Linked DNA regions of Homo sapiens: all the other regions are linked to region 1. A link is a loop called in an ENCODE intact Hi-C map of the cell type or tissue named here. Cell type or tissue: Panc1. All regions are shown on one strand.

The links. Hi-C counts contacts between places; a loop is a spot of excess contacts. Peaks named below come from ENCODE experiments on the same cell type or tissue, not always from the same donor. Only the 100,000 strongest peaks of a DNase experiment are listed, where the experiment ranks them.
Region 2: a loop joins it to region 1, with 9 times the contacts of the local background. A loop is called at or near these places in 58 of 110 quality-filtered maps.
Region 3: a loop joins it to region 1, with 4 times the contacts of the local background. A loop is called at or near these places in 37 of 110 quality-filtered maps.

What each region holds. Positions count from the first base shown.
Region 1 is chr1:218,329,108-218,331,607 of GRCh38, reverse strand. RRP15 (ribosomal RNA processing 15 homolog) reads right to left here. Exons shown (of 5, transcript NM_016052.4): 5 at 1-660. The coding sequence ends at 517. Among named protein-coding and RNA genes, the nearest start is that of TGFB2, 15 kb to the left of the region's middle. In Panc1, CTCF peaks have their summits at 1,202 and 1,403 (motif pointing left); a DNase peak (open chromatin) is centred at 1,347; H3K27ac peaks cover 1,210 bases.
Region 2 is chr1:219,811,471-219,813,970 of GRCh38, reverse strand. All of the region lies in intron 2 of LOC105372926 (a long non-coding RNA gene), which reads left to right. Among named protein-coding and RNA genes, the nearest start is that of SLC30A10, 120 kb to the left of the region's middle. In Panc1, CTCF peaks have their summits at 934 and 1,150 (motif pointing right); a DNase peak (open chromatin) is centred at 1,180; H3K27me3 peaks cover 1,511 bases.
Region 3 is chr1:219,180,975-219,183,474 of GRCh38, reverse strand. The region is part of intron 2 of LYPLAL1 (lysophospholipase like 1); the gene reads right to left. Among named protein-coding and RNA genes, the nearest start is that of LYPLAL1, 8.3 kb to the right of the region's middle. In Panc1, no CTCF peak of the experiment used is centred here; no DNase peak of the experiment used is centred here.

The DNA of each region.
Region 1 (2,500 bases):
AAACTAAAATCACGACCCAAAATCTGAAAAACTATAATTTTAAATTTTATTATATAGGTTTTCTCAATAACTTCCCAACACAAAGCAAAAAACACCAACCATTCCCAAAAACTACAGATACATAGTTGAGTCTATAAGTTAGAAGGCAGAAAAATATTAACTTCAAAGAGTTTAATGATGAATTAGTACTGTATTTCTGAAAACATTGGTGATACTGAAATAATACACCAATAGACATGACCAATATGATCCTGGCAAAATGCACATCTCGCTGGTCAAGCAGAAATATATCCTTTTACAAATGTTCTGAGGAACAATGCTTAAAATTATACAAGGGTTTAAAATATAATTTTAATGAAGTATATATAAAGTGTACATGAAAAGGGGAAATATGAAATCTGGCAAAAGTCTTTTGGCTTTCTTACAAATGGTATCCTTATAATTCCCCAACTATCAGAGGATGACATATTTTTCTAGAAAAAATAAAACGACTGCAATTGTATTTCCTATGATGCTTTATGTATCAGAGTCACTTGCAGATTCTGGTCTGCTGTCATCTGGCCCATCACTTTCCTTGTCCCAGTCTTTCATAGATGCTCCCATCATGAAATCATCACGTAGGATCGTCCAACCTGGGCCTTCTTCTGATTTCACTTCAGTCTAAGGAAAATTATAGAATCAAAATATTCAAAAGTCAATTCCATCATAAGGAAACAAAAAGGTACAAGCTACAAAACAAACTTTTCAATGCTTAGTTTTTAAAATAGGGGTAAAACCAAGAGAAATTATAAATCGACTTACTTTATACACTATGATTATACTATGATTATATATGTACAAATGTATAATAAAGAACTAAACATTAATAAAATATTGTATGGACTCCATAAAAGAAACATGAAAGCAAAATAAAAAAATTTTTTTGAAGTGAGGGAAAAAATATAAATCTAGGTTTGGTATTAATTTTTTAAGCACTTCTGACAACAAAAAACAGACTTACAATACTATTTAACCTTCAGTGATAATTTACTAGAAAATTTTGGGCAAATTATTTCACCGCAACTGACAATTTAACAAAGGCATTTAACCCAAAGTAAATTAAAAGTGGGAAAAAGAAACTACATTGGTACTATGCTAGGTTTTTTAAGATGCCATCTCACTTAATGTTTTTATAAAAATTTGAACCAAATGTTCTTTATTTAGGTTATGAGCTCACTGCCTGACCCAATCATGTAATCAAAGACTAATCGTATGTTGAAATTATAAATAAATGAAGCAGGCAATAAACATAATAGGTAGTCAATTCGTTTCATTTAGTCACAGGATTTATGTGGTACTAATTACAGCCTTTCATTTCATGGTACAACAGTACCACCTTGTGGTATCAATTAAGTAATACAATAGATGCAGCACTCAAAATTTTTCATTCCTTCCACAAATATTTATTGAGAATTAGCTGTGTATCAAGCACTATGTTAGAAACATAGTGATGAACAAAACGAAGTTCCTGTTTTCAGGGGGCTAACAGTCTATGCATATCTATTTATGTCAATCACAGAAATACAAAATTTTGTAAAAACCTAAGGTACAAGAACCCATGACATTTGGTTAGAAAACAGTGTTATCATTATGCTGTCATTAACTACATAAAAACAGTTTAAAATATAATATATATTAAAGATATTTGCTGGGTTACAAGAGATTACTTACCTAACTGCTATAGCTTCCCTTTATTTAAAAAAAGATAGCCCTGAAACATTCATTCCATTTAAAAAAAAAAAAATTGACCACTATTACAAGCAAATAGGAAAACTGTCCTATTGGCTCACTCTTGTCTTCTTGAGGTCAAAATATCAAGCAGAGCTTGTGCTTAAATATAACTTGAAGACTGAATGGGATATAAATGTAAGCAAAGATTTCAGAACTGACTTCGTATATCAAACATCAGCACACTTTTTACTATAATTTACCCAACATACAGAAATAAATAAAAAACATCTGTGCTATTTAAAAACCAACATAAAACAGTTCCAATGCTTCTCACGTCACACTGATAGGAGAACAATAACGTAGGAAGATAACTGGAGTATATTAACAACTTTTCATTTATTTCTACAATATCAAACCTACTCTTAAAACTGAAATTCTACTTCTATTAGATTGTTAGCTAGCTGGATAAAAGGCCATTTTCCCTGATTTTCACTCTGTCACCCAGGCTGGAGTGCAGTGGCGTTATCATGGCTCACAGAAGCCTCGACCTCCCAGGCTCAAGTGATCCTCCCACCTCAGCCTCCAGAGTAGCTGGGACTACAGGTGCACACCATCATGCCTGGCTAATTTTTTTTTTTTTTTTTTTTTTTTTTTTTTTTTGTAGAGACAGGGTTTTGCCATGTGGTCCAGGCTGGTTTCGAGCTCCTGGGCTCAAGCAATCCACCTGCCTTGGCTTCCCAAAGTGCTGGGATTATAGGCAAGAGCCACCACACCCAGCCAACCCAGGTTT
Region 2 (2,500 bases), 1.5 Mb before region 1:
ATCTGAAGAAGCCATTTAAGTTATTCTCCTGGTTCCAACCACATCTGTGTCCAAACAAATGGAAATAGCTTGAAATATTCTCTCTTTCTTTGACAGCCTCCAAAGGGAAGCATCATAGAACCTTTGGCTTATAAACATTTAGGGTTGAATGGAAAATTAGAGATTTATTATGATACTCTTTTAGCAGTTGAGGGGACTGAGACCCAGAATAGTAAAATGCCTCTCACAAGGTCACATGGCTGGTTTGTGGCAGAGCAGGAACTAAAATCCAGTGTTCTATATTTTAAGTTCAGTTTTCTTTGCAACATACCACATTATCACTCACAGTCCCTGTGGAAATTTCTTCCTTGCATCTAACTGAAATTCTTCACTGTGTGTTTGAATCCCAGTTTCCTACTGTCTTTACCAAGAGTGATGAGTGTTGGCCATTGTTCCTGGCAATAGAAAGTCTTTGTCTCTGTTAGCTGTATGTTATGTTTTCCTCTGCTGGGATGGGGCGATGTCCATTTCACATTTGCACTTCTCTGAAGTTAACAAGAAAGCTGAATAATAAAAGACAAAACTGGTAGTTACTGCTGTTTGCAGTAATTTCTCAAATACTTGCATTGAAACCAAGGTTAAGATCTGGTTCCCACATGCCTGTAGGTTTCATGCAGATGTCTCCTCTCAGGGAACAGACTTTTGCTTATTTCATAACTGGCTGAAGGCATTGTTTCCACCCTGCAAAACTCTCGCCAGGTGGACAATTCAACTGGGGTCCAGAACTTAAAATGGTAGCTTTGTCTAAGGCAATCCTTTCCCTACCACTCTGTGCCTTAGTTTTTACATTTATTGACATTCTACTAATTTTGAGTTGGGCTTTCTAAACCTGCATGCACTACCTCTGTGTATAAAAATAGAATTTGATATACTCATGCCTCCTCCTCTTACTTCCTCCTACCTCCATTTGGACCTTTTGCTGTTTAAAATATGCATGATCATTTAAAACCATGAGTGTATTCTTTGATAAATATTTTTAAAAGATTCTTGGCTCAAGAGTTGTTTTGTGTTGTTTTGGAACTGGGAAGGGATCGGGCTGCAATCCAGCACTCATTATTAGATGTTTTCTCTCTGATGTATGAAGACAGCTCAGGTGGCTGTAGCTCTGCATAACCACAAGAGGGCAAGAGAGTCTAAAGAATGAGAAGAGGACCCGCCACGGAAACAAACTCCTCTTTGTTCACCTAGAGGCCAAATCATCAGATGATCTGCAAAACCTGGCAACTCTCAAGAACAATAGAGGGGCATGTATTAAGTGACCAGCTTGCTAGTCAGACCATCCAGAGGAGAGCAGCAGACTGCTAGGTCCAAGATTTATAAGCTGCAATCTTTGGCTAGTCGGCTGACCTCTCTGAATCTTTTTCTCCTCTGTAGAAATGGGTATTGCCCATCAAGCACCTGCCTGTCTTCCTTCCAACTTTTCCCAGGGGTTGGTTCCAACGCCTAATGCCACGCTTTCTTCAATGCCAAATGTCACTCCGCTGAGAAACCTTCCAGATCCCCTCATCCTTGCTCTCATACTACTCTGCACTGACCTGATAGTCTTTCTCTGGTTGTGTTCTTATTATTTGTTTCCAAGTCTGCTTCCCTCATTTGACTAGAGCTCTTGCAGGGCAGCTACTGTGTATCTTTATACCTGGCGTTCAAGGAACTGTGGAATTCTAAGCATTTCTCTCCCTTCTTTTTTGCTCCCTCCCTTCCTTTATTCGTTTATACAGGTTTTTGTTCCAAGAATCAAGATAGGCATTAGGGAGGATGTGGTCCCTGCTCTCAGGATTACAGGTTAAATAATATTTTGGCTAAAACTCCCAGTATGAAAGAGTAAGCATAAGAGCCACATGATTAGTCATTGCACTTACTGAAATAAGCAAATGTTAGCATGATGTACAAAGGGAAGAGAAGACATATCTCATTTGGCACATACTGGGGCTCAGACCACTCTTGGCTGTAAATGTAAAAAAGATGTTTCCAAAGAAATATAAAAATATATACACAAGGAGGCTTGTTTTTCATTTAATTAGAAATGAGCAGGTGAAAGGGATTTAAAGTTCTCATAGGATTCAAAAATGCCAGAGAAGCGTGGAACTGTGCAAACTCACTGTGCTCAGTGAAGAATGGTGCAGTTAGTGGTCAAGAGTGGGGCTTTGGGGTTAGAGTGAGCCAGCTTCCTCACTTACCTACCTAGGAGGGCAGGCAAGGTGCCTCACCTTCCTAAGCCCCAGCTGTTTATTTGAAAAATGAATACGAAATAGGAGACAGTTGGCTAAAGATCAAGGGTAATGCCTGGCACATGAGGGACATGTCAGCTGTTATTGACTGTGATCATCCTTCTTTTTTGTAATTGACTTCACCACATTCAATAACTTTCCACAGTGAGGATGAGCCTTACAGGAGGTGCCTGAACATCCCAAGAATGGCAGCAGATTTTTCAGGGAAACAATCATTCTTATTTGGTTGGAGG
Region 3 (2,500 bases), 850 kb before region 1:
TAACTATGCACATACAATTTCTGTATTTCACTGTAAATTTTAAAGAAACATGTTAGAACTTATGTCCACAAGATGTCATTAAGAATGTGAAAATGCAAACCACAAAGAGAAGGTATTTGTATTCATATATCCAACAACAATAATAAACTGTATCCAAAAAACTACAGAACTCCAACAAATCAATAGAAAAAGATGACCAAATAAAAGAATGGGCAAATAATCTGAGTGGGCATTTCTTTTGAGGATATTTAAATGCTCAATAAGCACATAAAACAGTGTGCAACATCATTAGTATTAAAGAAATATTAATAAAAATCACAATAGGATACCATTACACATCTACTGGTTTGGCTAAAATTAAAAAGACAATGGAAAGTGTTCAGGAGGATGTGAGACAAATGGGAATCTTGAATACTGCTGGTGAGGCTGTCAATTGTTACAGCCTCTCTGGAAATATGCTTGGCATAGTGTACCAAAGTTAATAAAGCTTAACCTGCTTTTATACATTTCATTTTCACTCATTTCTATAAATACTGGCTTGGGTAAAGCCACATAATAGTAAGCATCACTTCCATGTAACAAGAGATTAGATACATTCTAGGACAAAACTGGCCAACTAACAGGCAGGTAAACCCTGAATATCATTTACATGCCATCAATGGAATGATTTTACAAGCCAAGTGATATCTTCAATATACCTTATAGGAATAACATAGTCAATGAAATATCCATAGTACAGAAAAACTTATGGGTTTACAAGTGGTGAAAGAAAAAAATCAGGAGAGAGAATAAATACCAGAAATGTGGACAATATCAGAAAGTATGTAGCAACATGTTAAAGCATGAAACCTTGATAAATTTTTAAAAAGGTTATTAAAATTCATTTTTATCCTGTACCAATCACATTAAAAAGAGTGAGAGTTAAGGAAGGCACGTATCTATCACATGCCTCCTTTTGACGTCACCGGAAAGGTAGCAAGCAAGGTAGATGACACCAGAATCTCTCTTATTAGCAGCACAAGAAACATTGCCATAATAGATGGAAGGTAGCAACTATCCTTAAAACCGCAAATGAAGCCATATTATGCTACAAAAGCAACGACAATAAATCTATGCCCAAACTGCTTGCCTAAACAGGGTAATGTGTTAGGAACACCAGTCAGAAGTCTTAAAACAGCAAAGTACACCATGAATGCCAGAGCATTCTAATAAAATACTATCAAACAGCATTCTGAAGTCTGGAAACCAGTTAAAAGCTACAGGCTTAATGATACCGCAGTGCTCCTCAATTTGAGACTCATTAGTTAAAACTGGCCCATAATCTGGTGCTCACTCAATCTATTGCAGGGTCAAGTCTTAGGACAAGTAATTGCAACCCCTTATGAACAACAATTCTTAGGTTATTTACCACAACAAAATACACTTTTTAAAACCTCACATAGGCATAAACTATTACACAATTAAAATATTAGTATTATATATAAATACCCACAATTACTCATTCCTATTACACTATTTTAAATAACAACAACAAGCAAATACTGCAAGATATTTATTCAATCTTCACTAAACATCTATTTGTCAGGTTCTATGCTAAGTGCTTAGAGATACAGTATCCCTCAGTGTCTGTAGGGATACAGAAGTAAGTATCATATAAACTGCTCTAGAAAATTAGTCCAGCATAAGGTAGGAAAAAAATCAGCTAATTATAATATACTAAGTATGATATCATCTCTCTTAACTGACCTCCACTGAATTGCCTCATAGTATTAACCAAAGCCATGTATTCCTATATCTAACGCCCATGGAAGACCAAATGGTCCAGATCAAGAGGCTTCATTCTTGCACACCCTCACACTTTTGCTCCCACAAACTGAGCCTTATGCTTTTTATGCTTATTAAGAGTCAACTATGTTTGTTCTCAAATTTGTTTATGCCAGTTTCATTTTCTATTGCAATTAAATAATTTAATATTTAAAGTAATGTGTTGGAAATCTTCTATGTTTTGCTACTAATAAGTGAAAACTTGAGCAAACCAATAAGTAAAAATGATGACTTGATCTAGAACAGTGGCTCCCAATCTACTGTATATGGGAACTCCTCTTTAAGTTCTAAAACTAAGCTGTAGAAAATGGCAGCCCCTAACCACATAAGGTTATGAAGCACGTAAATGTAGCCAGGGCAACTTGAGGAACCTAATTTTTACTACTATTTAATTTCAGTGTAATTATTTAGCATCAGAAGTAAGATGTGTCGTACATGTAAAACATGCCAATTTTCAAAAATTTAGTGTAAAAAATATAAAATATCACTTTAATAATTTTATACCGATTACATGTTGAATATTTTGAATATACTGGGTTAAATAAAATATATTATTAAAATCAATCTTACGTATTTCTTCCTTTTTATAATGTGGTATCAAGAACATTTAAATTTATATGTAGCTCATATTACATTTCTATTGGTGAGTATGGTCTAAAACGTTCGATGATCTGTT